2 separate regions of the Homo sapiens genome follow, and region 1 is linked to region 2. The links are chromatin loops, found by intact Hi-C in ENCODE. Cell type or tissue: mammary epithelial cell. All regions are shown on one strand. Links, peaks and the distances in the headings refer to the core of each region. The heading gives the core; the rest is flanking DNA.

Evidence for each region. Peaks named below come from ENCODE experiments on the same cell type or tissue, not always from the same donor. Only the 100,000 strongest peaks of a DNase experiment are listed, where the experiment ranks them.
Region 1: it touches region 2 in a loop (5-fold over the local background); 4 of 110 quality-filtered maps call a loop at or near these places.

Annotation. Positions count from the first base shown.
Region 1 is chr3:63,905,249-63,922,748 of GRCh38, reverse strand. ATXN7 (ataxin 7) reads right to left here. Exons shown (of 13, transcript NM_001377405.1): 3 at 9,826-10,161; 4 at 9,524-9,592. The coding sequence starts at 10,150. It also overlaps SCAANT1. Among named protein-coding and RNA genes, the nearest start is that of ATXN7, 50 kb to the right of the region's middle. RefSeq lists enhancers at 649-748, 11,018-11,097 and a silencer at 9,848-10,687. In mammary epithelial cell, for the core only: a CTCF peak has its summit at 8,201; DNase peaks (open chromatin) are centred at 8,228, 9,628, 10,268 and 10,698; H3K4me3 peaks cover 2,227 bases; H3K27ac peaks cover 4,054 bases.
Region 2 is chr3:63,820,978-63,829,110 of GRCh38, reverse strand. C3orf49 (chromosome 3 open reading frame 49) reads right to left here. Exons shown (of 7, transcript NM_001355236.2): 2 at 5,542-5,861; 3 at 1,386-1,510. Among named protein-coding and RNA genes, the nearest start is that of C3orf49, 5.7 kb to the right of the region's middle. In mammary epithelial cell, for the core only: no CTCF peak of the experiment used is centred there; a DNase peak (open chromatin) is centred at 4,520; H3K27ac peaks cover 1,688 bases.

The sequences.
Region 1 (17,500 bases), core at 4,456-12,455, 89 kb before region 2:
TTAAATTGGAAATTTCCAAGAACTGAAAAGGCAATTTTCTAAATTCCCTCTACAGGCAGAAAACCCCCATGACTATCACCACACATTAAAAAAATCATGTAAGTAGGATCCTCATTTATCTTTCTGATCCACTCCCCACCTTCATGATGACTTTATTACATTGCCTATAATTTACCTTTTTTGCCCAGAAAAAAGGGGGTTTGAAAAACATTACAAGCAGCAGCATAAAGAAGCACAAACTACAGGCTTCCAGAAGATGAGCAAGTACAACTCTGCATAAGCAGGAAAAAGTAAATACCCACATCATGCTTCTCTCTGCAAGTCAAAGAGGTGGCTAAAGGAGGAACTAAGAAATGTCACCTCCCACTTCCCATTTTTACTAGAGTCCAAGAAGGCATGAAACTGAGGTTTGGGCATGATTGCTCATGCCTATAATTCCAACACTCCGGGAGGCTGAGGTGGGAGGATTTCTTGAGCTCCAGAGTTTGAGACCAGCCTGGGCAACATGGTGAAACCCCGTCTCTACAAACAAAATACAAAAATTAGCCGGGCATGGTAGTGTGCACCTGTGGCCCCAGCTACTCAGGAGGCTGAGATGGGAGGATTGCTTGAGACCAGGAAGTGAAGTCAAGCCTGCAGTGAGCCATGGATCATGCCACTGCACTATAGCCTGGGCAATACAGCAAGACCCTGTTTCAAAAGAATAAAAAAGAAAAAAAAAGAAAAAGAAAAAAACTGCGGTTCATTTGCTACACTCTGTCATGCCAGAGTTTCCTCTCACTGCCTACACCTTGTGTGCTAAAGCAAAACTGGCATTTCACTTTCTGCTGCTCCTCTGACAGTCCTGGCTGATGACTTGATTAAAGGCGTGCTTGTGACACTGTGCTTTCATTACTGATAACCTGCATTATATCATTTAATTCTCCCAACCCCTATTAGTTACTAGCATTATTCTCATTTTATACCTGAGTCAAGTGAGGCTCAGTAAAGCTATGCGGTTTCCTTCAAATTGCTCACCTACTAGATCTTAGATTTGAGCCCAGGCTTAATTCTAGAACTGGGGTTCCCAGAACTGTCTCTGTGTAAAGCTAACTTCTGCAAACTTGCCATATGGAACCTCTTTTCTGCATAACACCAACCAAGAGCACACAGAAACAGGGTTCCCTGGAACACGCTTTTGGAAATAATGATTTAAAGCTATGGTACTCAAACACCAAAATAGATACTCTTCTCTGCGAAGACCACAGTGCTTTTTCACAATTAAAGGACTGTCCTTTATTCCAAAACAATGTTCTCATACTTTTTTGAGGGGAAGTACATATAAATTGCCAACAACCGTATGTCTGGAGTCCCCAAATTATTTCTGAAACTTTCTTGTTTGAAATATAAAGCCTGGGGACCACTGGTTAAAAGCATTACCTTTTTTTCTGTTGCATGACTGGAGTTCAGGATTATGGAAAACATCTGTATAACCTGGGAGGGAAATAGTTTCTGTTTTAAGATTGTGAATCTAATTGATAATGAACTAGTGCTTTTTCCTTGCCATATGCTTACATATAAGAGAAAAAAACATTTCATGCTAGCAGGGTCTTTATTACAAAGAAGAACAAGAATACTTAATCTAGTTTTACGTTATGAGTGGGTGAAATGCAAAAATCGTTCTCCTTCTTCTGCTCATTTATTATAATCCCTGCTGTACAAGATGAATATAAATGTAACCCTCTGCCTTTTTCTCAAAAGTACAGTAACTCCAACTGCTAAGTCTACTAACAGGCTTCTTTTTCTTAGAACTTCAATCAAAAAATACTTTAATAATCAGAGGGGCACATTTATTAGAAATACTGCAATAAAAACTTTCAACAACAATGTGATTAAAAGCAATCTTGCACTGAAATGCTATTTAAATAGTGAAATTTCACTTCTCCCTTTCTAAAGGAATTTTTTTTAATGGCACAAATCCCAGATGATTGTGTTTGCTATCTGCTGCAACCTTAGCTTTCATTTAATCTTTTTTTAAAAAGCCCATTACTTCTAATGCAAACTGTAGATACTTCCCCTCCCCCTCAAAGAAAAAATGTTATAAAAGAACAACTAAATACAACACACCGACTGTTGTAAGGCACAGCAAGAAAAGGCTCTGATATTTTTACTTAAAAAAAATGGCTTTTGGTAAAGGTCAGTATTTCTAGACAAGGATAAGAAAAACAAAGGTTAGGGTGACCTGCTCAAGCTCATGAAAAGCCATGTACATTCTGGAAAGGGCTCGGAACAGCAGAATGGTTAAGCATGTGAGCTGTGGAGTAATTAGACAGATCTGGGTTACAGGGCCTCTTACATGCTTTGTGATCTTAGCGGGCTACCTCACTTTTCTGAGTCGTAGTTTCCTCATCTGTAAAATGGAGATAATGGTGATACCTAGATCACAGGACTGTGATTTATAAATACCTCATACTTCCCTCCTGAGATTAGAGTTTACAAGAACCAATCAAAACTGTAAATTGGACACAGCTTGGGAACCCCATCCTACTGTGCACATGGAAACATGTGCATGGTCTCCATGAATTGCGAAACATGAGGGTTCAGAAATTCAGCATGGATTGTGCCAGGTGTTACTTTCCAGTAAGCACAAAATTATAAAGATATGGGGCCTAAAGAACAACGTCTGCCTTCTTCTCCAATCAAAATGCAGATTTGTTTCCCCGTGAATTCTTCCTATAACTCCTAAGACCTGTAACAAGGCTTCAGCTTCTCTAAACCAGCTCAGGGGCAGCGATTCTGGAGAATTTGAATGGAAATTCCATGAAAGTTCTGGACTCTTTCTCTTGCATATTTACATACCATGAGGGGCTTAACAGAACACAAGCACCATTCTCATGGTCCATGGCTCTTGGAAGCTGGGGCAATAACAGCGCTATTCGTGCTCTGTATGTGAACTGCTCCCAACCAGGTGTATGCCATAAAAAAGTCACACACCTGGGACTGTTGTGGGGTGGGGGGAGGGGGGAGGGATAGCATTAGGAGATATACCTAATGCTAAATGACGAGTTAATGGGTGCAGCACACCAACATGGCGCATGTATACATATGTAACAAACCTGCACATTGTGCACATGTACCCTAAAACTTAAAGTATAATAATTAAAAAAAAAGATAGTGAATGATAAAAGTGGACAAAGACAGCAACCTTCTTATGTGAAACCATTTCTACTCTCCATTATTTCCTTCTAACTCAACATGTTTCTTTAATATTGAATGAACTCTTGGTTTAAGACTAACGGATTTTATTATTTTGAAGATTCTCCCCTTCAAAATAGACAGTTCAAGAATAATAAGACTGTATTCTGCGATTCTGCAGATTGGGTTTCCTTTTATCAACCAAGGAATTCATCAGAACAGTGGTCAGCAAACTTTTCCTGTAAAGAACCAATAGTAAGTGTTTTGGGATTGGTGGGTCATATGGTCTCTGTTGTGTGTAGTCAACTCTGCTGTTCACTGTATGCAGCAAGCAGCCACAGACAAGTAAATGAATGCCCGTCACTACGTTTCAATAAAATTTAGTTATGGACACTGACACTGAAGTCTCATATAATTTTCACATGTCATGAAATCTTTTGAGTTTTTATTCCAACCAATGCAATGCAAAAACCATGCAGGCAAGATTTGGCCCACACGCTGCAACTGGGGAAAAGTCCCTGCTACAGGAGGGTCTTTCTGGGTCTCTGGGGGTTCCTGCACCTACGCGTTAGTGAAGAGCTTACAAGGAAGGAGACACGCACAGGAGCTGTCAGCAAGGACAATGCCCACTGTCACGGCCACGCTGATTCTCATCTATGGAGGTGTTTCTTAAGTGTGGGCGATCTGTAACCAAATCACCTGACTGCTCCTTACATGTGCATTAATGTTCAACAAGCACGAGGTGATGCTGAGGCAGGGAACTTGGATTTTACCGATTCCTGTCTGAGGCTTGGTTTATATCTGCACATAAGATATAAGCAGACTGCAAGTACTGCCATCTGCAGAACCTTTACACACCCACAGAGAGGATCAGGGATGGTAGCCTGACTTGCCTCAAAAGAAAGGTGCAGAACACAAAAAGCCTCCATTTTGCAGGAAATAAGTTGAAGTCCATGTGAGCAGAAAATAAAAACCAAAAGAAATGATATGCTTCAAAATAATTCACTGTGGGGAGTAGGGCAGAGTTTGTGAAGCAAGACTGGGCCATGACTCATTATTTGCTGAAACTGTGTGATGGATACAAGGAGGATCATTAAAATATTTTCTCTACTTTGTATGTTTCAAATTGTTCATAAGAAACAGTTGAGGAGAAAAGAAGACAAAAGAAACCCTAGAGAAAAACAGAAATGCTATTTAAGGGAGAGGATATTATACCCACAATGTAGTACCTTTAACAGTAAAATACTTCACAAACACCTGTTTTCCATTAATTAACCATGAACCATTTTTTTCCCCTAGGAAAGAAAAAAGGTGGTACTCTGTTGACTCAGTCTGTGTTTACTGAGGCTATCCAACTCCTAGCAAGCCTGTTTTGTTTGTTTGTTTGTTTGTTTGTTTTGAACTCTAGTTGCCTACAGGTGCTAACCACACACTTTTCCATCTTGCCCCAGGCTCAATCACGTTCAGGTTAATTATGAGAAGGAAATAACCTGTCATCAAGTGTGGACATCACACTGGGTTGCTATTCTACTTCTTTGCCTAAATATCAAAGATAAGAGAGGTGATGTCCTGTCTGTACCCTTTCTGGAAAGTGTAAATGGAGCACTATATTAAGGACAGAGCAACGAAAAGTGCTGAAACCTTCTGGCCTCCCCTGGGGCCATACAGCAACACCCCCTAAACACACAAACACACAGAATACTGTCTTCTTTTGGAGTCACAATACAATGAAAAATTGGTCATTTGAATCACACACTAGAGTGACTCAATTCAATCTTCCTAGTAGCTCTACTCATCCACTTTTGGGGCAAATATTTACTGAGCACAATGGTGTGCAGGAGCTGAATATGCCTTCATCAACAACACTCCTGCCCTCAGGGAACTTACTCTCTTAACAAGGAGCCATCACATAATGCAGAGTTTCAAATGCTGACACGTAGAATGCAGAAAGAAAAAGTACAGAGTACTTTGATACCACACAACGGTTAGACTTAGAGAAGTTATGGACAGCTTCCCAAAGAAGATGTCATTTTTCCCAATACCATTGTTGACTCCTACAATGACACAATATAGGTTTTAAAATCTGCTGTGCAACTAAGGCATTTAAAGTTTTTATTTTTTAAGGGTCTCTAAATATTCAGGCACTAATATAGAAACCCTAATCAGTTATTAGTACCAATTAATTCAATCTAAACATAATTTTGTTAACTTTCACAAATCCAAAATCTGTGGAAGTCCGGAATTTCACAAATCACCTTGGGGGAAAAAGCAGTAATTTGTCTTAATCATTTCAAAAACGTTTAATCATTTCAAAAACATCAACCAGGGTTGACGTTTAATCATTTCAAAAACGTCAACCAGGTGCAGTGGCTCATACCTGTCATCCCAACACTTTGGGAGGCCGAGGTGGGTGGATCACTTCTGGTCAGGAGTTCGAGACCAGGCTGGCCAACATGGTGAAACCCCGTCTCTACTAAAAATACAAAAAGTAGCCAGGCGTGGTGGCAGGTGCCTGTAATCCCAGCTACTTGGGAGGCTGAGGTAGGAGAATCGCTTGAACCCAGGAAGCGGAAGTTGCAGTGAGCACAGATCGTGCCTGTACCATTGCACTCCAGCCTGGGCGACACAGCGAGACTCCATCTCAACAACAATAACAACAACAACAACAAAAAGTCAAAATGTATTACCAATTTCTTCCCACCAAAATTAATCATGCTAACAACTAATATTGCAAATTACAGAACAAGAATAAGGCAATACAAATACAAGAATGCAAACAAAACTAGGTTGACCTCTGAAAAATAACCAAATTTTGTCTTAACATTTGCCTACTTGTGCCAAATGGCAGAAGAGGGAATGATATACTACCTAAACCACAAATAATTTCCCTCCATCTAAATCAAGAGTTCTAACCTTCTGCCACAACATTAACCCTTGGGTATTCTTGCCTTGGGTAGGTTTACTACCTAAACCACAAATAATTTCCCTCCATCTAAATCAAGAGTTCCAACCTTCTGCCACAGCATTAACCCTTGGGTAGTCTTGCCTGATAGGAGTTGGTCAAAGTAATGTGTTACAAGAGGAAAAAGTGAAAAGAAAAAACAGGCAGAGAGGTTAGCTTAGCAGTTTTGAATTTTAGGGGTGGGGACGTGTAAATGATCCTTTTGAGAATCCAAGGGAAGCTGTGAACACCTACCCTAGAAAACTGACATATTATTTTGCATACAATTTCAGGGGAACTACAATCCCCTGAAGCCTTTTCAAAGGTCACAGATTTTAAAACCCTGTACCTAGAAATATAGAATTAAGAAGTCAGGTTATCAACAGTTGAAAGAGTTAAAAGGAATTAGTGTGTACTGAGTCATTCACATATTATCTAATTTAATTTCAGCTCCTACAATAACCTTGGGAAGTAGGTAGTATTATCTTCCAAAGAGGGAAAGTATATTCAGAAAGATGAAATAACTAATGCAAGGTTAAGCAGCTTTCTCTCACATCCAGGCTTTCTAACCCCTAGGTCCAAAATTGCACATTGGAGAATTCAAGTCAAGTGCATATTCCTAGAGATATTTCAAGATGAGGAGTTTCTGGCGGGGGTGGTGGTTCATGCCTGTAATCCCAGCACTTCGTGGAGGCTGAGGCGGGTGGATCACCTGAGGTCAGGAGCTTCAGACCAGACTGACTAACATGGTGAATGAAACTCCATCTCTATAAAAAATACAAAAATTAGCCAGGTGTGGTGGTGCGTGCCTGTAATCCCAGCTACAAGGGAGGATGAGTCCAGAGAATCGCTTGAACCCAGGAAGCAGAGGTTGCAGTGAGCCGAGAACTTGCCACTGCACTCCAGCCTGGGTAACAGTCAGACACCGTCTCAAAAAAAAAAAAAAATAAATAAAGGGTCATTTCTGACTTCCAGTGATTCACTCACATGATCAATTTATCTACATATTTCTTCAATTTAACAAGAGGAATCAGTATGGATTCAACTTCAAAACATCTTTTCTTGGTAGCTGATAATTTTAAGCAGACAATGAATGAATAATAGTCTAATAAGTTTTGATAATATTAAATGTATTTTCATTTCTGAAGCAGCCTACAATGGTCTGTTAGGAGAACATAAAGGTCCACTGAGTGAGTGCTGAACATCCTCAAACTTGGATTTTAAAATATCCCCACATAATCCGCAAAGTCACAAACAAATGAAGAACTGACTGAATTTAAAACTTCGGTCTCAACTCAGACAGGTGTACGTTCCAAGTGGCCTGGTAGCTACAGCATCCTCTAAATGGTTAGAACAACTTTAAAAGGGGGAGGAGGGGAACCCTTAAAAAACACTAACAAGGGCCAGGCGGTGGCTCACACCTGTAATCCCAGCACTTTGGGAGGCCGAGGCAGGTGGGTCACGAGGTTAGGAGATTGAGACCATCGTGGCCAACGTGGTGAAACCTCCTCTCTACTAAAACACAAAAAATTAGCTGGGTGTGGTGGCCCGCCGCCTGCAGTCCCAGCTACTCGGGAGGCTGAGGCAGGAGAATCGCTTGAACCTGGGAGGTGGAGGTTGCACTGAGGAGGTGGAGGTTGCACTGAGCCAAGATCGCACCACTGCACTCCAGCATGGCCACAGAGTGAGACTCCGTCTCAAAAAACAAAACAAAACACTAACAAGATCCATGTCCCTTTTGTGCCTCAAGTAGGTAGTTTAACGTCTTAGTTCTTCATGAAAAACATGCTGATAAAAGTATCCCAACAGAAAATAATATATCTAGCAAAAATGAGGTACAGTCCCCTTAATTTGGTTGGGTCCCTGTCCAGCTCAAGGTACCCACTGAAACATTAATACACTTAACTCATCCTTTACAGCAGAATTATTGATAATTACAATCTTGTTTTCACACAGATTTAGAAACGTTTTATAGGATATGTATCCACACCCAGAGAATGAAAACTAAGAACAAGAGTAGGTCAGGTCCTCTAAAGTTCTACTCTAACTGCTTACTGTGAGAGTTGCCACCTAGTGATTTTAATTTTTTAAGCCCAGGCAGGCTGCCAATTCAGCACTAAAACCGGACTAGCAACTGATTTTTCATATTGCAACATCATCAACAAGTCCTGTGCTTTCCCTTGCTTTCCTTTACCCTCAAATAGCAATTCTCATTTTAAAAATCAACTAATTTGTTCTATAATCTGTTCCAATTGGAAGCTCTCATCGGGCTGTCACTGGTATTACTCTTCCTCCGAGTGCCAAGAGGCCAAAAAGCGCCCAATTCAAAAAAACCGAAACAGAGTTAAGTGAAGAAAAAGCAGGTGTGAAAAGCGAGAAGGAAATGTGAAGACAGTAACAATGGGCAAACTTTGGACTTAAAAATGTTCCAGTTGCCAAAGTTCTACCTATCCTTGGGCCATAGACAACAATTCTGCAAAATAAATGGCTACGAGTGAGAAATAAAATTGCATTCGGGGACTATAAACTCAGTATTCCGGGGCCAAACCTCACTCAAAGCCTTGTCCTAACTCACTGAAAGAATAACTTGAAACTGAACCCGAAGTTCACTGGACTTCAGAAGTCCTTTCTGACCACGGTATGCCCAGGCCTAGTGCAGGTATTAGACAACAAAAGCTTACTATTCAAAGAAAAAGAAAATCTCAAGAAAAAGTCTGACACTTTCCAGATACCTGGCCTGACTTTCATTTGGAGGCATACCCTATTTCCCTAGTGTATCTTTTTACCAAACAGTTTAAAACTAACAAATAATTAGACCCTGATTTCACCAGCCACGGGCAGTAAAGGCTTATTTGACCAAATAAAATTCTGGCTTTCTTTCCCCCGTGATATTGGCAGCTCGCAAAAAATCTGACCAAAATGCACTCCGGGTTATGATGACCTTTTTCTAACATCCCCAACTTGTACCTTAAATCCTACAGAAATAAGACTGCATAGGTAAAGCATCTTCTTTAAGTTCAAAATTCGTTTCGATTGCCAACAGAAAATGTCCCCTAAGCATTCGTGGAAAGGTTTCAAAGCTGAGAATTCCTTCCTCTACTCCTGTTTCTCCGTAAGGAGGTCAGAAATGCAGAGATCTAGGTTAAACTTCCCGCCGGTTCCCAGCGCTCATCACCAATAATGCTGCTCCTGCCTGGTCACAGAAGGATTCCGGACGCTCTCATTACAGGAGGCCCCCAAACCAAACTTTCCAAGCGCTCTGCCCCCTCCCTCCCTCCTCAGGCAGCATCTTCGCAGGCACGGGGAGTCGGGGAGTCGGTATGGTGGGCTGATGTTCCCGGTCCCAGTGAACTGTCAATGAAACTTCCCAGGGGTTTGTACAAACTCCATCAGGGGGGCTGGACTCACCTTCCCGACAGAGCCCCATGACTTCGCGGTTTTTCCCAAACTCCTTGAAACTTTCGTCCAATTCTGTCCCTAGGAGATATACACACACAGGAGGAGGGGAGAGGCAGGTCAGTGGCCAGGAGTGTGACGCACACTCACGCACGCACGGGGTAGGTGTGGGCACCTCCGCGTTCCGCAACCCAGCAAACGATAGCATCTCTGCCCCTCGAGGGGGCGGGTCACAGGAGGGGGGCAGGGGGGAGGGGAGGAGAGAGGAGGGGGTCGCGAGGGGGTGAAGGGGGGAGGAGGGCGTGGACACTCACCGTCCTTCCCAGGAAGTTTGGAAGCCTCAACCCACAGATTCCACGACTGTCCCAGCATCACTTCAGGACTGGGCAGAGGCCTGCGCTCCCCGACCGTCGCCATTGCGGCGGCCGAGGTGGAGGCGGCGCCGGGCCCGCCGTCCTCCGGCCGTGTGCGCCGTGGCGGCGGTGGCGGGTGCTGCTGCCGCTGGGGCTGCGGAGGCGGCGGCTGCTGCTGCTGCTGCTGCTGCTGCTGCTGCCGGGCGGCCGCGGCCGCTGCTCCGCCCGCCGCCGCCGCCGCGCGGCGCGGCTCCCCCCTGACGTCATCCGCGGCCCGCTCCGACATTCTTTCCGCTCCTACAATGTAACAAAAAAAAGGGGGAAAGAGTCGCGCGGGGGCCGTTTTTTAAGGAGGCGCCAGGGAGTTCCGGCGGCGTGCGCGGCCCGCGGACCGGGTGGGGCACGCTGACAGCGCCCCCATGGCCGCCCAGCCCCCCGAGCCCGCCTCCTCAAGGCCACCCCCCGCCCCGGGCTCAAAGTCCGCGGCGCGGGCTAGCTTTCGCTTTCGACTCCCGCGGCCGCCCGAGGGAGGGGACGGGCAGCAGGCGGCCCGCCACCGCGGCGCTGGGTCCCCTGCCTGCTTCTGCTCAGAGGACCTGGCGCGGAGGCCAGCGCCGGAGCGGCCCGGCTCCAACCCCGCGCCCCACCATGGCAGCCCGCGCGGGGAAGCCCGAGCCGCACCCCAGGACCTCCAGCTGCCCACCCTTCGGCCGCTTGCATCCCCGGGCCCGGCCCGGCTGCCCCGCTCCTTCCTTCCGTCCGCGCGTCCGTCCGAGCGGCGGCACCCGGCCGGCTCCCTTAAGCGGAGACGCCTCCCGCCGCCTCCTCCCACTTGCCGGTCCCTCCCTCTCAGCTCGCTCCGGCGAAGTTTGCACGTCAAGCCCCCGGACTGGAGCCAGGGCGAAGTCGGAAATGCAGCCACCTATGGAGGAGCCGGCCGGCCGGCCCCAGGGCAGCGCGGGAGAGGCTGGTGCAGGGGGCACTTTGCCCTCGGCTTGCGGGCGGCCGCAGAGTTGTCAAAAGCATGAATGGGAAGCCGCCGCAGAGCGGACTCCGGGCGTGCAGGGAACCTTGGGCTAGCGGGGAAGTGCCTCCCAGGTGTCTGCCCAGGTGTCAGGACGAAGTACCGTGTGCACGCCACGCCGCCCACATGTGTGCCCCCGACCCGCAATTGGAAGTCACACTGTGCGCCTGGGGAACTTGAATTCGTCCAGCAAAGAGAGAACATGAGATCAGTGTGCGAGGGAATGGAGGAGAGTGAAACAAACCGAGAGAAGCTTTAACCCGTGTACATATTTTAGAGGCACCACCCCAAGTTTCTGGAAGTGATTCATTCACCCCAAAAGTAAAAATCTGATTCATTTTTAACTTGAGTTGTTAGTCCTTCCCTCTTTATGGTTGTCTTTTCTTGGGCAGGACGAGACCCTAGGGATTAGGAGAATATAAGGAATTCCTACAAAACATGTTTAGAAAATACTGTTTTCGGTCAAATTTTGTTCACTAAATTAAGCATTGGCCCGCAAAACTTAGCACCCCTCCCCAACATACACAACATTTGCTTAGCGATAGGCTACAGATGGCAAAATAAAAGGCTACTTAATGACCTAAAGCATTAAAAATACTTGAAACAGTAGCAGACCACACCACTTTCAATAATTGTTGATATTACTATTTTCTCAAATTGATGTGAAAATTTGAAGCCTGAGACAAAAACAGTGATTCTTATCAGCATGTTTCACGCATGTTTCACACTGCAGTAGTATCAACTCCTGTAATGTGTGTCAGAGATGCTTGCTCACAAGTGCTTTCTCTGACTAGATGGGGAGGAAGTGGAATTCTTTTTTTTTTTGTACCTCAAACATCTGATGTGACAGAGGTAGCCAACTTCTTTGTTGGTCCAACTTGCAGAAACACAGGAAGTTTACATAAGCATAAAAATTAATAAAGAAATGTCACTGCAACCCAAACATAAGGTGGGATTGCTAGAGAGGGTTTGGGGTTCAAAATTTAAAAGCGCACACACACACACATACTTACACATACACACACACACACACATTTTTATTTTAGAAAGATTTAGAAATAAGTCTGTAAAATTTTTTCCTGGATTGCGTGCAAACAAGTCCAAAAAGTGAAACCATGGTTACTTCCTGTCCTTATCAAAATAACCAAAATAGTAGAAATGATTGGAAAGATTTAATTTTAAAAATCATTTCTACAGCTTTAACTTCCTCCATAAGACTATCAATGAGAAAAATGCACAGGAGTAAAACATATAATTCCCTTGACAGGAATAGAGTTCCCTTCTAACTTTTAACATAGCTTAGATGACCCCTATGCAGATTTTCAATTTTTCATTCATTCCAAATCACTGCAAAATCTGAATAATTACATGAAAACACCCAACCTCTGTTTTCCTAAAGTACACAATTTATTACTTGGAATTGTGAAATTCTACACTTAAGAAAAACGAAAATTTGGATTTTAACGGCATTTGAAGCTACCATTGAAAAGAAAAGCTTGCGGCCACCAAGCCATATAGATAACAAAGGGAGCTTGCTTGTTGAGTACAGCTCTTCAGATCCCTGAAACTACAGAGTGAGAACAAAAATAAGGAGAATGGCAAACATGAAGTATGGTCCTACTTCCTCAAGACATTGCTTGACTTTCCTCTTTTGGATGTGAAACTACTTCAAGATTCACTAATATGACTTCTAGCCAATGGGGATCAATGCAGCAATTTAGAGTACTTCAACTTCTTTCCCAATTCCTGCTTGATACCTCTTTTTTTCTTCAAAGTTTTTGATTGGTTTAATAAAACACAAGCGGGCTTAAAATGAAAAATATTAAGTATCCTCTTGGCATTATGATCGTTATTAAGGGAAATTATTACAAATAGCAGTTACCAATTATTGAGTACCTCAATACTCAAAACTAATAGCAAGCTATCAATTATTGAGGAATCTCATAAATAAGCACTATAAATAAGTGTCTTATATTAAACTGAGCAATTCAGCTCAATCCCTTAGGAAACTTACTATCAAACTGAAGAGGATGTGCAGACAAGAGATTGACGGGCATTTCCTGGTATTTCTTCAACCAGTTCTCTTTTGCTGCAGCCAATGCATTTTACCCACTCTTTCTTCACCCATAAAAAAGTCCTAACTCCTAGAAATGTTCTGATATCCATAGTCGTTAGAAGTTTCCTTAAAGTTGGAATGAGTCACCAAAAAAAGTCAAAACAGCAAGCTGACACACTGCATCTGATATCTGAATTTTGGCAACTTTTAAAAGCATTCCTTATGCAAAGCATACTGTTTATAAACAAGAGTACAACAGAAACCCAATACTTAGCTGTATTACCTACAGTCCCACAGTAAAGAACTTGATGACCTCTTACCTAGATAATCCCCTTTCCATACCACCAAATTATAAAAAGAATATAACTGTGTATAAATTTTTTTTGTGTGTATGTGTGTGTGGAGATGACAAGGTCTCACTATGTTGCCCAGGCTGGTCTCAAACTCCTGAGCCCAAGCAGTCCTCCTGCCTTGGCCTCCAAAAGTGTTGGGATTATAGGCATGAGCCACCACACCAGGCCAATACAATTTACATTCACTTAATATGTTATTTTAATATAGTATTATGCCTGTATAATATCAATCAGTGCTTCTGCCAGTGCATTTCTGATGATGCCTTGTAACTCTGAGGAACTTCACTGTCTGAAAACTTAAGTAATAATTCATTTTATATGGCTTGAATAATGAGTATTCAATTTATCCAACAATTCCTGATTGCCTGCTACAGACTAGGCACTCTACTAGGCACCAGGGTGAACACAAGATAGTAATTTCACTGAGTATGTGAGAAAAGTAGTAAGTAGGGGAAACAATTCATCAAAACTGTCACCACCAACTAGATTGTCTATGGCTTAAGAACTGGGCTGTCAGAGGTGAAGTACTGCTAATTCTGTGCATTTCATCCCTTCCAAGGACATATTTAAAATGTGGTCTTATCTCGTCACCCAAATTTAGGGATGTTCTCAGTAGATGCCAAGGCTAACAAGTCTCTCTTTACAAAAAGGATTCTTTGCACTCATAAAATGTTTTGTTCCAAGGCCAAAGGTATCACAATGTACAAAAACAAAACAAAACAAAAAGTTGACCTTTCCTACATTAAATCCAGTTTAATGTAAAAAGGCTAAAACTACCCAAAACATTTCTAAGATACAAGATCCCACACAACCGTCTTCAATTGGAAAAAACCACCAGTCCCAGTACAACATTTTAATAAACTTGAAAAGCAGTTAACTACAGTATACTTATCTGTGTAAATTACAGGGTTGGTAACAGAGATTCTCCATTATCAACCCCAAAGGACTGAAGTCATTTGAGTAACAAGAAACTCAGATCCACTAAATTAGGAATGTGTTGGCTTTGGTTTCTTTTTATCTTCCTAAAATTGGCTGAGCCTTTGTTCAAATCCTCTCTCACTCCTCTGACTACATCTTTCCCCTTTCCTCGTTCTTCTCCAGAGAGAGCCAGGGCTGTATTCTGCACAAGGGGCATGCCTTTCCTTAACTATGCTCCCTCTAGTGAAGTACCTTACAGCTTGTCATGAATATCAGTATTCCAGTAGAGGGAGAACAGTGGAAAGAGTAAATTGAATTCATCAGCTTAGTGGCTGGAATTCATAGCAATCAAGTGCAAAATTAGGAATAATAAGGAAAGTTGCAAGAGTGAGGACTTAAAAGATAAGACATAAATAGCTTTTTGAAAACTCAACCTGTACACATACTCATTCTATAGTAAAATGCATCATTTGCTAAACATCTCAAACCCTTAAATTTTTGGATTGTTTTCTTAATCATATGTTTGCATGTACATATGAACTCTCCCAAAGAAACATTCACCAGTAATAGCAAATTGCTTGAAAAGAGAAGAAAATTTGAAAATACACATATAAAAGGTAATAATAAATTATAATATAAAAGGTAATTAGTAATGCCCAGTGTTTCTAGGGATTTAAAACTGGCTTGTAATTTTATGACGAACTTGATTTGAAATGTTGATTTAAAGTCTTTCGGCTGAGGAATTTTTTACAAATAGAAAGTTTCAAGTTATAGAAAAGGAATGGAGGCCAGGCGTGATGGTCTGATGCCTGTAATCCCAGCACTTTGGGGGACCAAGGCTCAGGTGTTGGAGACCAGTCTGGGCAACACAGTGAGGCATAGTCTCTACTGAAAAAAAAAAAAAAAATACAGCCAGGCATGCAGGCATGTGTCTATAGTCCCAGCTACTCGGGAGGCTGAGGGGGAGGACTGCTTAAGTTTGGGAGATTGAGGCTGCAGTGAACTGAGATCGTGCCACTGTACTCCAGCCTGGATGACAGAACAAGACCCTGTTACAAAAAAAAAAAAAAAAAAAAAGACAAGGAATGGAAAAGTTGGACCAATATTCAGCTATAAAAGGAAGTCGACTGTATAGAGTTCTAGTGTACTGCGTCAGCTACCATAAAATGCAGGTTAAACACATTGTTAAACGTAATTTCCCATGTACCTTTGTACTGACAATGCTGTAAATATCACCATTTTTGGGGGCTCAGCCATTAAGAGCGTGGGTTCTAGGGCCTATCTGCCCAGGCTGAATCCCACTTCTACCACTACGAGCTGTGTAACTCTGGGGAAATCACTTAGCCTCTCTGTGCATATTTCTACATCTATAAAATGAGTAAAACAAGAGTAACTACTTTATGAAGAACATTAAGAAATTTACAGTGCAAAAAAGCACACTGTGTCAGCTATTACTATTAGCACCATGCTTGTCACATAGTAAGCCCTAATTCTAATCTATGTACGCTATACTATCAGACCAATCTTGCTGAATTATGGCTTTAGCCATGTTAGTGATTGCTCTAACATTTTTAGGGGCTCCCCACTGACGGATAAAATAAATAAAAACTTCTCTCCTAGCATTCAAGGTCCTCTACAGTTTGCCCTTGCCTCAGCTCCACCACTTCTACACTGTTCAGTTGCCTCCTGCAGGTAGTCTATGGTCTAGCCCAAATGACAAATTCAGAACTTCAAACATGCCCCCACCCCAACCCCATCCAACTCCCAGTTCCCAAGCCTTTGCTCATATAGGACACTCCATCTTTAACAGTTTCCCTCCCTTGGCAGAAATCCTGCTGTTCAATCAAAGTTCTTCCACAAATTCCATTTCTTTAACAAACTCTTTCCTGAACCCTCTCACTAAGCACATACATGGGAACTCATCCCCACCTCTATATCACAGGACTTCATGGATTCAGAGTTAAGAGTATATGCTCTGAAATCAAGGTGACAATGAGACATACATTTAGTCTCCCAGAGATCAACAGTTTGCATTCCCAACATAAGGGTGTTATTTAGAACCTGGAACCCACTTTCCCACAAACCATAAGACGAGTTGTAACCATGTCTCCAAATTGGTCAGCAAAATGCCTTTGGGGTGAAACCTAGGACGAACAATGCAGGTGTGTTAGTATAAGAGGGAAGGAACAACACAAATGCTTCTTCCTCCTTTCCTCAGCCAAGGTCCAGCTCTAAGCAAAGCTATAGATCCAGCAAACATGACACCCTTGACTTTCCCACATTCTGTCTTTGCACCGTGATCCAGGAGCCTACCTGGGTTTGTACTGCTTCTCAAAAGACAGACTGTTCCACAAAAACTTGCACTCCCTTTCCACCTCCAAAGTAAAGCTCTCCTTTTCTTGGTAGAGGTAAAGGCCTGCAGATTTAACTATTTTTCACTAATGTGTATGAATGACTATGAATGAATACAGTTACCTGTCCTCCTCTCCTCCCAAGTACACATTCAAAGAAATATAAAGGGTAAGACCTTACCCCAGATGACTTCTAGGTGTACTGGTTCATAAACCTTTCTTCCTAGAAACACACAATTACTAACCACACTCTTATGGCCATTCTGATTTTAAATGACATCATCTATGGCTCAAGACAAATATTTATTTTCACCAATTTAATCTTTTATTTTAACCAATATTCTCTTTTGATAAACATAAAATTTTCAAGACCTGGAGACCTTGATCCTCTGTCCACTTCCTACTATGCCCCCACGTCTACATCAAGGTGTTCTAAGTGAAGGAACTTCAGGAGTAGAAAAGGGGAACCAAAACAAAATTGCTCCTGGTGAGAAATCTGCCTTTCCTGCCTTCCAGAGCTTGCTCCATCTCTTCAGAAAACCGGTATTTTCAAAAAGCATGAGGATTTTTCCAAATGGTTTCTGGGGCAGTGGCAGCAAAGCAGCAATCACAAGCGGGCAATTAGTGGGTTGGAATCTGACTTACCAGGTATTTCTTTTTAAAAACAGAGCCAAGGCCGGGTGCGGTGGCTCACACTTGTAATCCCAGCACTTTGGGAGGCCGAGGCAGGCAGATCACGAGGTCAGGAGATCGAGACCATCCTGGCCAACATGGTGAAACCCCGTCTTTACTGTAAATACAATAATTAGCTGGGCGTGGTGGCACGTGCCTGTAATCCCAGCTACTCAGGCGGCTGAGGCAGGAGAATCTCTTGAACTAGGGAGTCAGAGGTTGCAGTGAGCCCAGATTGTGCCACTGCACTCCAGTCTGGCGA
Region 2 (8,133 bases), core at 134-8,133:
AAGAGCAGCACTGTTCAGTGGAACTTTCTGTGAAGATGGAAATGTTCTCTATCTGTGCTGTATAGGACAGCCACTAACTAGGTGCGATTGTTGGCCATTTGAAACGTAGCTAGTGCAACTGGGGAACTGCACTTCTAATTTTATTTAATTTTAATTAACATAGGTGGTGACATGTAGCTATTGACTAGCATATTGGACAGTACAGTTAGTCTGTAGCATGGCAATTACTACTAAGGACTCTAGAGCCAGGTGTTCCTGGGTTTGAAACTTGGCTCTGTCACTTACGTGGGCAAATTACTTAAACTCTCAGTACCATCCCTAAAATAAGAATAATATTGCTACCTACGTTATAGGGCTATTGTAAGGATTATCTGAGTTGATATTTTTAAAGCACTTAGAGTTTGGAACATAGCTTTAAGGTAAGTCTTGTATCTAAAATAATAATAATAATAGTTCATGGTTCTATTTTTGAAAAATAGTCTGGGCAATTTAGGATCAAACATACATACATGGCCAGTAACGGTGGCTTACATCTGTAATTCCAGCACTTTGGGAGACCAAGGCAGGTGGATTACTTGAGGCCAGGAGTTCGAGACCAGCCTGACCAACATGGCGAAACGCTGTCTCTACTAAAAATACAAAAATTAACCAAGCATGGTTGTGCACGCCTGTAGTCCCAGCTAGATGGGAGGCTGAGGTAAGAGAATCACTTAAACCCAGGAGACGGAGGTTGCAGTGAGCTGAAATTGTGCCACTGCACTCCAGCCTGGGCGACAGAGTGAGACTCTGTCTCAAAACAAACAAACACACAAACAAAACCCATGCATACCTATGGATAAGTAAAAGCATTGGTTTGGAGAGTCCTAGATAATCTACGCTGCACTGTCTGTGTTGTACATATGGCTATTTACATTTTAGTTTCAATGAAAATTAAGATTAAAAATTCAGTTCCTCAGTTGCACTGACCAGATTTCAAAGTCTCAAAGCCAAATGTGGCTAACGGCTACTATATTGGACAATGCATACTTACATCTTCACAGAAAGTTCCACTGGACAGTGCTGGTCTAATGAGTTCCACTCCACATAGTATGCACAGATAGGCCAGAATGCTAATATACTAACATTTGAAGAGTGAGAAAGTCAGTTATAAAAATCCAAACTCCATCCACTGTTGCCCAGATGTAGTAGAAGCTGAACAGTTTGAGCTTAGAAGTAGAAGAATCTGACCCAGAGAGTACCCTAAATTCTTGGAGAGGAGACAGAAGCAGCAGATTTAAAGGGCTTATTGTGGAGGACTCATGGTAGGACAGAACTTGGTTTTTGCAAAATCTCTAGACATTGAGTTATGTGTAAGTCTTCAGAGGCAAATTCATTTAGCGTTTTACCTTTTGCAGTCCTGAAGGAAGAGATGTCACAGATAACCGCTTGGTGGTTCTCCTGGCCCGAAGGAGTGTGTTTCCCTGGGTTATCTCCTCTGTCTCTGCCTCTACAACATCAAGTTGTATAGTCGCTTCAAGAAAGGGGGAAAAAGGAATCTGTAAGGATCACAATGAGGAACACATTCTTCCTGTTAAAAATACAGTATTCTTAGAAGACAGCATCACTTGCTGCTTCAGTGGCTTTTTTTTTCTTTAGAGTTAAGAATAAAAAATTGATTTGCTCTTCCCAATCTTACACTTTCTCCTGCACGCATTTGCCTTTTGTTATGGTCATGACCTCAGTGGACACCAACCCAGTCTTTGACAAGGTAGCCACCTCTCTCTCTCTTCGAGATTTAAGTTTTTCCCCTGAACCATTGTGGAATTAGAAAAGTAACCCTCTAACATGCAAGGCCCTCCCTTGGGTATTCATTGTGGATTAAAGCAAATTTTCTATCTATTTTCGAGAAATGTGGCTCAAGGCTCAGTCATTTACATACCATTGATTTGTCTTTCCTATATCCAGGAGCCAGGTGAACTTTGGATTCCTTAACATTTTAAAACATATCAATTCAGTGCTTAACTCCATAAATGTATTTATAAAGGAAACTTTAAAACACTACCATAAATTTAAGACTAGTATGGTAAACAGGCATTAAAATTACTATGCTAAAAACAAAACTATGTTATTTTTTGCAGAAGGCACTAAACCTGAGGTTACTCTCTTTTTCTTTTTTTTTTTCTGAGATGGAGTCTCGCTCTGTCGCACAGGCTGGAGTGCAGTGGCATGATCTAGGCTCACTGCAAGCTCCACCTCCCGGGTTCAGGCCATTCTCCTGCCTCAGCCTCCCGAGCAGCTGGGACTACAGGTACTCTCTTTTTCTTAAAAAAGGGGGTCACTAAATGAGACATTTTCCTTGATGTATTCAAAAGGATGACAGCATTGGGGAAAGGGTGTTTGCAATTTGCTGTGTGTTACACTGTTCTTCATGCAGTGTGCACACCTAAAATCATCTTGTTGCTTAAAGTCCATTGATAAGGACTTCTCTGGGAGCCTCAGACCTCAATGAATACATTAGCCTACTTGACACTTCCACTTGGCTATTTGGCAGGGACCTTATGTCAGCAAGTCTAGCCAGAACTCATGACTTATTTTTCAATCCAGGTCCATTGCTCCTTATATTAGTGAATGATGCCTCCACCTTCAAAGCCAGTGCTCAATCCAGAAATTTTTCCCTCTCCCCAACCCTTCACTGTCCAACTCTTCCCCAACTCTTGTAACTTCTACCTATGCTTATTTCTCCCTTTATCTCCCCATTCCCACTGCCCTGACTAATCCAAGCTAATGTCATTCCTTGCCTGAAAGAATGTATGGGTGCTTATTGTTCTTCCTGCATTTGCGCTTACCCTCATCCAATCCAGTCTACACTAAAAGATAACCAAAGCTATCTTTTAAGAATGCAAATCAGATTATATAAATCCCCAGCTTGAAAGTATCCAGTGGTTTCTTATCACCCTTAGAAGAAAGTTAAAAATTCTCAATGTGTCCTATGACAGACACCCTTACTACCTAATTCAACCAGCCTCCCCTTAGCTCTCTGTGTTCCAACCTCCACTGGATTTCTTTCATTTCCTAATTGTGCCTGGTGATCTCTTGATATTGTGACTTGAACATGCTCTCCCTTATTCCTGGGAAACTGTTCTCCCCCCTCCACCTTGTGTAAGCCATCTTTATGTCTTAGACATCCTTCAGATCTCAATTTAGTTGTCCCTTCCTTGGGGAAGCCTTTCCTGAGACCCCTCCCCTAAAGTTAGAGCACCTATGATTTCTTTCAATAGCATCCTGTGCTCCTTTGGAACAAATGTAATTTTCTGCATGTTTGAAAGCCTCTCCATGAGGGAGGGACTATGTCTGTTCTATGTGCTACTCTATCCCAAATATTGTGGCTGTCATATAATAAGTACTTAGCAGATATTTGTTAAATAGATAAAAACATGTTTTGAAGGTCAGCAGGGAAGAGCAACTGATTTGGGGCCACAACAAAGGGTATTAATGTTTGAGCTACATCCTAAAGGATGAGCATGTTTTCTGGAGAAATCTTAGTTGATATTTGTTATTCCAACTAAGATAAAAATAAACCAGTGCACAGATTAGGAGTAGAAATTTGATCCTCTGTTTTCTGCTGGATTCTTCAATTCCAGCCCCAGCAATATAGAATCATGTCCTCTTTGCTATTTTCAACAGAAATATACAGCTCAATCCATACCAGGTAATTGCTAGATGCTTGGATGCTTGTATTAATGACTGCTTTTTCCAGAACACAGAGTTTGTTTGAAAGTAGTCGGCTGGAAACCATCAGGGTTTTTTTTTGTTTTTTTTTTCCTGGAAAAAGCACACATCAGTTTTGTTGCCTGATCATGGTGTGTAAAATGTGAGGTTGTATGTATATTTACATATACTAGAAGGGCTGTGTGTTTCCTGATTCTGTGCTGTGAAGGACATTAAAAAGCTACAGAGGATATATAGAGCAGTGAAATTATGGTGGATGTATGGTGGATGTATGTTATGACAGAGTATGACATAAAAGTAGGTATTTGTCAAATCCCACAGAACTGCACAATATAAAGGGGGAACCCTAATGTAAACTATAACTTCAGTTAATAATAGTAATATATCAATATTGGTTCATCGATTGTAAATGTACCACTCTAAAGCAAGATGTTAATAACAGGAGCTGTGGGGATCAGGGAAGGGAGGGCATATATGGGAACTCTACATTTTCTGTTCAATTTTTCTGTAAATATAAAAGTGCTATAAAAATAGACTTTTTCTTTTTCTTTTTTTTTTTTTTTTTTGAGACAGGGTCTCTTTCTGTCGCCCAGGCTGGAGTGCAGTGGCATAATCTTGGCTCACTGCAATCTCCGACTCCCAGATTCAAGCGATTCGCCCACTTCAGCTTCCCTAGTAGGGACTACGGGCACATGCCACCATGCCTGACTAATCTTTTTTGTATTTTTTGTAGAGATGGTTTCACCATATTGCCCAGGCTTGTCTCAAACTCCTGGGCTCAAGTGATCCAACCGCTTTGGCCTTCCAAAGAGCTGGGATTACATACGTGAGCCACTGCTCCCGGCCTAGACTCCATTTATTTTTTTAAAAGCCACAGATGAGAATGCAAACATTGGTAGTATTGTTAGTCATGACTCATAGGATGCCACATGGCATTAATACTAGTTGCAAAAACGACTTAAAGTTAACAGTTCAAATATTAATTCTTTCACACAGTACATAGAAAGTAAATGCAATAAAAGTGAGCATTCTTTATGACTTACCAGTTATACATTTTATTCATTTAAGTCTCACTACCCCCTCCACTGTTAGAAGTAGCCATGTGAAAGTCTGCATCACTACTTTTTCCAGAAACAAAACCAAAAATCCCCCTTGAGTTTGATTTTCCAATAAATATATATATGTATATATGAATATATACACACATATATATTTAAATAAAAAGTGACTTTAAACTGATTAGAACACTGTTTAATTGAACTGGAAGGAACCTCCAAGGCAATCCAATTCAGTGCTTCTCAAAAGGTATGAGCAAGGCTCACACCTGTAATCCCAGCACTTTGGGAGGCCGAGGCGAACGGATCACCTGAAGTCAGGAGTTCAAGACCAGCCTGGCCAATATGGTAAAACCCCATCTCTAGTAAAAATACAAAATTTAGCTGGGTGTGGTGGCACGCTCCTGTAGTTCGAGCTACTCAGGTGGCTGAGGGAGGAAAATTGCTTGAACCCGGAAGGCAGAGGTTGCAGTGAGCCGAGATCATGCCTCTGCACTACAGCCTGGGTGATAGAGCGAGATTCCATCTAAACACACACACACACACACACACACACACACACACACACACACACACACACAACGGTATGAACATACAAGCCAACTGAGGATCTTGCTAAAGTGTGGCTTCTCACTCAGAAGGTCCCAGGTAGGGCCTGAGATTCTGCATTTCAGACAAGCTCCTCAGGGATGCCATACTGGTGTAGCAAGATAATCCATCCTAATTTCACTCTTCCTCTTGGCCTCAACCCAAAGACAAATTGCCCAAATATGATTACCATTCTCTGAGAGCTTTCTCATTTTTGCTGTAAATAACTTGGGAGATGAAAACTCCTTGACAATCCTAGGGAGAAGGCTCTGCGTGTTTGACAGGAGGGCTTCTTTATGGTCAGTGGAGCCCTCTTGGCTGGCACATGCTGGCTTGCTTCTATACTTGTAGGACAGCATCCTCCCAAAAGCAGTCTTCACTTTCGTCTTCAAATTACTTTTCTGATTTTGCTGGCTTTCATGAAATCCCATGTCACTATCACTGGATGATTCCTCTTTAGGGACCAATACATTTTGTTTTAGTAAGTTGGTAGACACAGCTCTATGCCATCTAAACAAAATAAAAATGGTTCATATTAGGGAAACTGAAAAGTTAAAAGTGAAAAATTTAAATCATTAAAACACAAACTTCAAATGTGAACCAATTATACAATTCAGAAAAAAAAAATGAAATTGAAGACCAAGAATCAAATCACAGAAAAATAAAGCCAAAGCAACTACTTGGTGTTTTGTTACCAAATTATAGTAATCTGGCTGCTATTTAATTTAAACACAGTACTGTTAGAGGTAGGTTATATTATTGTCTTCATTTTACTTATGAGTAAACTGAGACATGGTTTAAATTAATTGACCAAGGGCTGAATGCAGACTTTAATCCAGGTCTGACTGTTGGAATCCATTAACTTATATTGGCAAATTGGCAATCTTATTTCAATGATAGTTTGACATAGTTTTTGCTAGATTTGGCAGTTTCAAAGTGAAAGTAATAAAAGATGAGAGAGTCTGCTAGGGTAGTCAATAAGGAGTAACCTCCAAGGCCCCATAAATACTGCATTTACATAAAACACTCATTTAGATAACATACTGTAAACTCATATATAGTGACTACGTGTACCATCTTCATAATTTTGGCATATTTTATTATACACAATAGACTAAACAATAGACAACATTTCCTGATAGCTTTCTGTGTGCTAAACACTCTTCCAAGTGCTTTCATGTGTATAACATAATTTAATCTTTATATTCTCATCTCTACTTCACACATGAAGAAATTAAAGCTTGGAGAGATTAAATAATTTATGTCCAGATTATCTGATCCTGAGGTCTGTGTTGTTCACCACTGTGCTAGAGTATCACCTGTACGGTGATACAATTATTACCTAATATTCTTCCTCAATTAACTATTTTTTGTTAGCTTCACCCAAAGTAATAATATCCATGAAATTTCGGTGTTTTTTAAATTAAAATTTTAATGTTGAGATCATTATAGTTTCACATGCAATTGTAAGAAATACAGGGAGGGGGCCAGGCGCGGTGGCTTACGCCTGTAATCCCAGCACTTTGGGAGGCCGAAGCAGGCGGATCACGAGGTCAGGAGATCGAGACCATCCTGGCTAACACGGTGAAACCCTGTCTCTACTAAAAACACAAAACATTAGTTAGGCGTGGTGGCGGGCGCCTGTAGTCCCAGCTACTTGGGAGGCTGAGGCAGGAGAATGTTGTGAACCCGGGAGGCAGAGCTTGCAGTGAGCCGAGATCGCGCCACTGCAATCCAGCCTGGGCGACAGAGCGAGACTCTGTCTCAAAAAAACAAAAAAAAAAGAAAGAAATACAGGGAGATTCTGTGTGCTCTTTACCTAGTTTCCCCAAATGATGACATCTTGCAAAACTATATTTTCACAACCAGCATATTGACACTGAAACAGTCAGAATACAGAACATTTCCAGTAACACCAGGATCCCTCATGTTTTATAGCCACATCCACTATCCACTGGTCCCCCCTTTCTTAAACCGGCATCTACGAATCTGTCTTCTGTTTGCGTAATTCTCGTCCTTTCAAGAATGTTATGTAAATGGAAATATACATCATGTAATTTTTTGAGATATGCTTTTTTTCACTCAGCATAATTCTTTGGGCATTCATCCAGATTTTGTGTATTAATTGTTCATATCTTTTTATTGCTGAGTAATAGTCCATGATGTGAATGTACCACACTTTGTTTAACTATTCACTGATTGAAGGATACTTGGGTTGTTTCCAGTTTGGGGCTATTATGAATAAAGCTGCTATAAACATTTATCTATAGGTTTTGTATGAACATAAGTTTTCATTTCTCTGGGTGAAATCCCAGGTTTTATATTATGCTATTACGTTGTATTAAATATATAACATATATTTCTAATATGGATTAAAACAAATTTATAACCATTAACAATGTTCTTCATATATTACCTAAAATATCTCATGTACCATCAGTAGCATATGTACTACTCTCCAGGAAAACACTGTTCTAAACAGAACCCAAATCATTCAGCCTTTTTCTGTAATTATATATGGGAAGTGGTTCAGTGACAGCCTAGACACTGGAGTTGAATGGTATTGGTTTAACTCAGGACAATTCCTAACTCTGTGACCTTGGGCATGTCATGTAACCTCTATAAGCTTTGGTCTTCTCATTTGAAAATGGGCATAATCTTTTCAGAATTATGAAAATAAAAGGAAATAATTCATGTGTTTGGAACCTTAAAAAGCATTCCATAAATGATACTTTTTATTACCATGTGGATCAGAACAGTGGGGAAAAGCCATTAACTTATG